Linked DNA regions of Homo sapiens: region 2 is linked to region 1. A link is a loop called in an ENCODE intact Hi-C map of the cell type or tissue named here. Cell type or tissue: breast epithelium. All regions are shown on one strand. Links, peaks and the distances in the headings refer to the core of each region. The heading gives the core; the rest is flanking DNA. Region 1 has its middle 21 kb from the start of MGST2. Region 2 has its middle 35 kb from the start of MAML3.

Region 1 (2,920 bases), core at 323-2,822:
CAAAGAATGTAAATAGACATTTCTCCAAAGATACGCAAATGGCCGTCTTGGTCTATTCAGGCTCCTACAACAAAATATCATAGACTAAGCAGTTTCTTAAAAACGAAAATTTGCTTCTCAAGTTCTGGAGGCTGGGAAGTCCCAGATCAAGGTGCTGGCAGATTTGATGTGTGGTGAAGGCTGTCTTCTGGTTCATAGAAGACTAATTGCTTCCTAAAGGCCCAGCTTCTTAATACTGTCACATTGGCAATTAGGTTTCAACATAAAAATTTGGGGAGTGGGGGACACGAACATTCAGACATGGCAACATGAAAAGATGCTCAACATGACTAGTCATTAGGGAAATACAAATCAAAGCCACAATGAGATGCCATTTTACACTTGCTGGGATAGCTATGGTATTAAAAATGGAAAATAGGTGTTGGAGAAATTGGAACCATCATACATTGCTGATAGGAATAAACAAATGGTGCAGCTGCTATGAAGAACAGTTTGGTTGTTCCTGAAAAAGCTAAGCACAGAATTATGATATGAGTCAGTGATGCCACTCCTAGGTGGGTACACAAAGGGATTGAAAGCAGGAACTCAGATACTTGTATGCCAACATTCATAACTGCATGATTCACAAAAGCCTAAAGGTGGAAACAATCTGTCTCCATCAAGAGACAAATGGTAAAACAGGCCGGGCGCGGTGGCCCATGCCTGTAATCTCAGCTCTTTGGGAGGCCGAGGCGAGCAGATCACCTGAGGTCAGGAGCTCAAGACCAGCCTGGCCAACATGACGAAACCCCATCTCTACAAAAAACAAAAACAAAAATTAGCTGGGTGTAGCGGCACTCACCTGTAGTCCCAGCTACTCAGGAGGCTGAGGCACAAGAATCGCTTGAACCTAGGAGGCTGAGGTTTCAGTGAGCCGAGATCGTGCCACTGCACTCCAGCCTGGGTGACAACGAGACTCCATCTCCAAAAAAAAAAAAAAAATGATGAATGGAAAAACAAAATGTGTTATATGCATACGGTGAAATATCATTCAGCCATAAAAAGGAATGAAATTCTGACACATGCTACAACACAGATGAACCGGAAAACATTATGCTAAGTGAAATAACCCAGTCATGAAAGCACAAATATTGTATGATTCCACTTATAGGAGGTACCTACAATAGGCAAATTCATGGGGACAGAAAGAAGATTAAAGTTTACCAGGAGCTGGAGAGAGTGGAGAATGGGGAGCTATTGCTTAATGGTTATAGAGTTTCTGTTTGGGGTGATGAAAAAGTTTTGCAAATAGTGATGATGACTGCACAACATGTGAATGTACTTAATGCTACTGAACTGCACATGTAAAAATGCTTAATGATAGGTTTTATGGTATATACATTTTACCATAATTTTCAAAAATTAATAATATAATAAATATGTAATAACTTAATAATGCAGTACACCAAAAACAATGGAATTGTATACTTTAAATGAGTGAATTGTATGCAATGTATCATATGTAAAGATTGAATGGAAGACCAGTCGCAGTGGCTCACGCCTGTAATCCTAGCACTTTGGGAGGCCAAGGCAAGCGAGACCTCATCTGAGGTCATAAGTTCAAAACCAGCCTGGCCAACATGGTGAAACCCCTAAAAATACAAAAATTAGCCAGGCATGGTGGTGCTTGCCTGTAATCCCAGGTACACAGGAGGCTGAGGCATGAGAATCACTTGAACCCAGGAGGCAGAGGTTGCGGTGAGCCAAGATCGCGCCATTGCACTCCAGCCTGGGCGACAGAGCGAGACCCTGTCTCAAAAACAAACAAACAAACAAAAAAGATTGAATGGAGATTTCTCAAAGAACTAAAAATAGAACTAGCATTCTATCCAGCAATTCCACTACTGGATATGTACCCAAAGGAAAAGAAATTATTATATCAAAAAGATACCTGTACCCATATATTTATCCCAGCACTATTCACGATAGCAAAGATATGGAATCAACCTAAGTGTCCATCAACAGATGATTGGATAAAGAAAATGTGCTATACATACACTTTAGGATGCCACTCAGCCATAAAAAGAATGAAATCATGTCTTTTGCAGCCACATGGATGGAACTGGAGGCCATTACATTAAGTGACACAAGTCAGACACACAAAGACAAATACTGCATGTTCTCACTTGTAAGGGGGAGTTAATAATGTGTACACACAGACATAGAGAGTGAAATGATAGACAATGGAGACTTGGATGGGTGGGGGATGGGAAGGGGGTGGAGGATGAAAAATTACTTACTGGGTACAATGTACATTATCCGGGTGACAGATACCCTAAAAGCTCTGACTTCACCACTATGCAATCTGTGCATGTAACAAAATTACACCTGTACCCCATACATTTATACAAAAATTTTTCAATAAGTAAAGATTGACCAGAAGAAGATTTCAATGAAGAAGACAGAGAGGGGCTGGCCCGAGCAGTAGGAGAAGAACCAGAGGAGTGTGACACCGAGGAACTGAAGGAGGAGAGTTTCGAGGAGGAAATGGTCAGCAGGGTCAAGTGCCACAGATGAGAACAAACAAAGCATTCACTGAATTATCACCATTGAGAAATTTACTCAAATAGGCATTCAACCCACTTTTATTGAGCACCACAACATGCCAAGCACTGTCCAGGAAACTGGGAATACAAGACAAATGAGTCCAGCAACTTACGCCTTGGTGACAAAGACAGACAGCAACATCTGTGAGCAGAGGTGCCCCCGCTCAGTGTCATGCAAGCTGGTTGCACAGGGTGCTGAGGAGGAAGAAGGAGAGGCAGCTATACCAGAGGGGAGAGCTCAAGGAGGGCAATGCAAAGCAGGTGACACAAACTGAGTTTTGAAACCTGTAGAAGACGAGGAGGACATTGGTGCTAGCAAGAATAGCACAGACAAA
Region 2 (2,920 bases), core at 239-2,738, 540 kb before region 1:
ATTTTTTCTGCCTACACACACCTGAGAGTCTGCGGTAAACAGTGCCTCTGAAGAATGGAAATAGGGTTCTTGTTTTATGAAATTAAATTTGTGGGATATGAACAAACCAATCTATAAGAATATGTCTTATAGCTACTCACCCATCTGCCTTCTCCGAGTTAACGATGATTTATGACAGAGAAGTAGTAAGGAATGTTAATTGGCTTCACTTTAGTACACGAAGATTTCTTGCCAGGGACCGTGGATTGATAGGAGAAAAATTTTAAGGAACATTGAAATTTTTGTTTTCCAACTGAAACAGCTCCTCCACTCTTCTATCCATCTTAATAGTGGGAATCACAGAATAGTGTTAGACTTGGAACATATCTTACAAAACAACTAGTCAAACTTTTCATTTGACAGAGAAAGACTATATTAGTCCAGAGAGGCTAAATGACTTCCCAAAGCCTCATAGCCCATTTGAGAGTGGAACTTGAACTTCACATTCTGTGTCCTTTCTATCACACTCACTGCTGCTAAGTACCCTTACGGTTCTCTCAACATTTATATTCTGTGGTGATGCTTTTCATTCATTCTCAAGAATCCTTTTATTCCCCTGGACTGTGTGGGGTCTTTAACAATAACATCCCTTCCACTTGCAGCGCATAGGTTTTCCTTTTTTTTTTTTTTTTTTTTTTTTTTTTGAGACAGGATCTTGTTCTGTTGCCCAGGCTGGAGTGCAGTGGCACAATCGTAGCTCACTGCAGCCTCAAACTCCCGGGCTCAAGTGATCCTCTTGCCTCAGCTTCAGTAGCTGGGACTATGGATGTGTACCACCACACCTGGCTAATTTTTTAATTTTTTGTAGAGACAGGGGTCTCACTTTGGCGCCCATGCTAGTCCCAAACTCCTGGCCTCAAGCAATTCTTGCTCCTCAGTGTCCCAAAGTGCTGGGATTAGAGGCATGAGCTACTGCACCAAGTCAACTGATAGATTTTTGAATGTGTACATTCTATATTGATGCATTTCATTCACTCTTCAAGGGGTCCTATTGTCCTCTTGAATGAGTTGGGATCTCTGGTTCCATCAAGGAACACACTTCACTTATTAGGGCTAAAACTGACAGTGGCTCTGATTTGTTGCTTTGCCCCCAAGTTGTAAGAGAGATATACTTGGCAGAGTCCCAGACTGCATTCCAGAGCCAAACACTTAATGATATTCTTGATTGTGCAACATTTGAAAATACCCTCCTAACATGAAATTCTAGGCTTGCTGCCTGTTCAGCCACCAGTCGAATGCAGTTGCAGTGCTCCGGCTCCATGCTTCCAGGAGTCTTCTGGCCTCTGCACCTCCTGGCACTCTGAGTCCTGTCCAAGTTGTTCTGCAATAGAGTTGTTTTTCTATGTATCTGTATAGTCAGGACAATGGAAGGAGAAATGAGTCATCCTCCTTCCCCAACACACAAATGACAGACCTCTTAGGATGATGATAAGCAAAGACCCCTCTTTTTTAAACCACTTTATTGAAGTTAGATAAAAACGTGTACATATGTAACATATATATCTGGATGAGTTTGGGGATAGGTATACGCCCATGAAACTATTACCACCATCAAGGCCATGACCATGTCCATCATCTCCCAAAGTTTCCTCCCACCATCCTTATTGTTATTATTATTCCTGTTGTAGTTTGGTAAGAACATTTAACAAAAGATCTACCCTCTTAGCCAACTTTAAGTATATAGAACAGATTGTAGGCTATAGGCACTGTGCTATAGAGATCTGCAAAGACCCCTTAACGAGACCAACTGGTTCCAAGAACAGCATAAAGCTTGCTAAAGACTATTAACATACCTAAATTGACTGTGGCAGCTTAAAAGGGGGTTCTTAATAGCAGCAATAATGACGACTAACACTTAACTATGCATCAAATACTATCCCAGGCTCTTCATATGTATTATATTTAATCCACACAACAACTCTATAAAATAGGTACTATTATGGATGAGAGAGCAGATGCAGAGAGATTAAATATCTCCCCAATGTCACATGGCTAGTGCAATGGCAGGACAAGGTTTGAACAAGGGGCATCCTGACTCCAGAGTCTTCACTCTTAACCACTGCATACCCTGTATCTCTGGAAGCTATGAATAAGGGAGCCAGAATCTACCCTTGGCAGAGCCAGACAGGAATGTGAGGATAAAGGGTTTCCCTCTAAATAACCCTGCGGGCAAGGCTATCTCTTTGCTGGAGAAGAGTTCCTCAATGGATGCTATAGCATCTATTTTTCTGAATCTCCACTTATAAACTCACTTTAATATTGTAATTTGGTCCCTCATGAAGCTTAACCTGCAGAGAGAGAATGCCAATCAACACATGGGCATTCTGGTTTTCTTCTCAGACTCTGTGGGTTTTGGTTAACATGAGTCTAACAGTTCCTCTGAATTCACTCTCCAGCTGCTGACAGATCAAATTCAGGGCTGAGAACCAAAGGCCTGAATGTAGCAAGTACCACCCTGGGGAGATCCAGGTGCTGATCTCTCCTGGAAACTGCAGACATCTTGGCACCATGAACCTTTTCCTTTGAAACTTCAATGGGCTTATCTCCCTTATTAGAGTAGTGGCTTCTTGATGGAAACTACAGTATTTTCTATGCCTTGGTTTTCCCCCCTGTGCCTGTCATTGCCCTGCCCAGGTCCCTAGGACATGCCAACATGCTTCAGCTGACTGCCTACTGCCAGAATCTGCATCTCTGTACTGAGGGCTTTCCTGCCCCAGAACAGCAGAGAGGGAAGCCATGCAGCAGGCTGAAATTGCCTGCAAATTAATCTACTCCCCTCCCAGTAGCCCTCAACCAATGATTCTTGGGAATAGGTGTATAAATACCCCAGCACTCTCCTCCCTCGGGGGGAATAATTCTGAGGCTCTGTGTTACACTGTTC

What was found. Peaks named below come from ENCODE experiments on the same cell type or tissue, not always from the same donor. Only the 100,000 strongest peaks of a DNase experiment are listed, where the experiment ranks them.
Region 2: it touches region 1 in a loop (5-fold over the local background); 1 of 110 quality-filtered maps calls a loop at or near these places.

The regions. Positions count from the first base shown.
Region 1 is chr4:139,643,349-139,646,268 of GRCh38, reverse strand. No RefSeq gene overlaps it. Among named protein-coding and RNA genes, the nearest start is that of MGST2, 21 kb to the left of the region's middle. In breast epithelium, for the core only: no CTCF peak of the experiment used is centred there; no DNase peak of the experiment used is centred there.
Region 2 is chr4:140,187,553-140,190,472 of GRCh38, reverse strand. No RefSeq gene overlaps it. Among named protein-coding and RNA genes, the nearest start is that of MAML3, 35 kb to the right of the region's middle. In breast epithelium, for the core only: no CTCF peak of the experiment used is centred there; a DNase peak (open chromatin) is centred at 1,302; H3K27ac peaks cover 694 bases.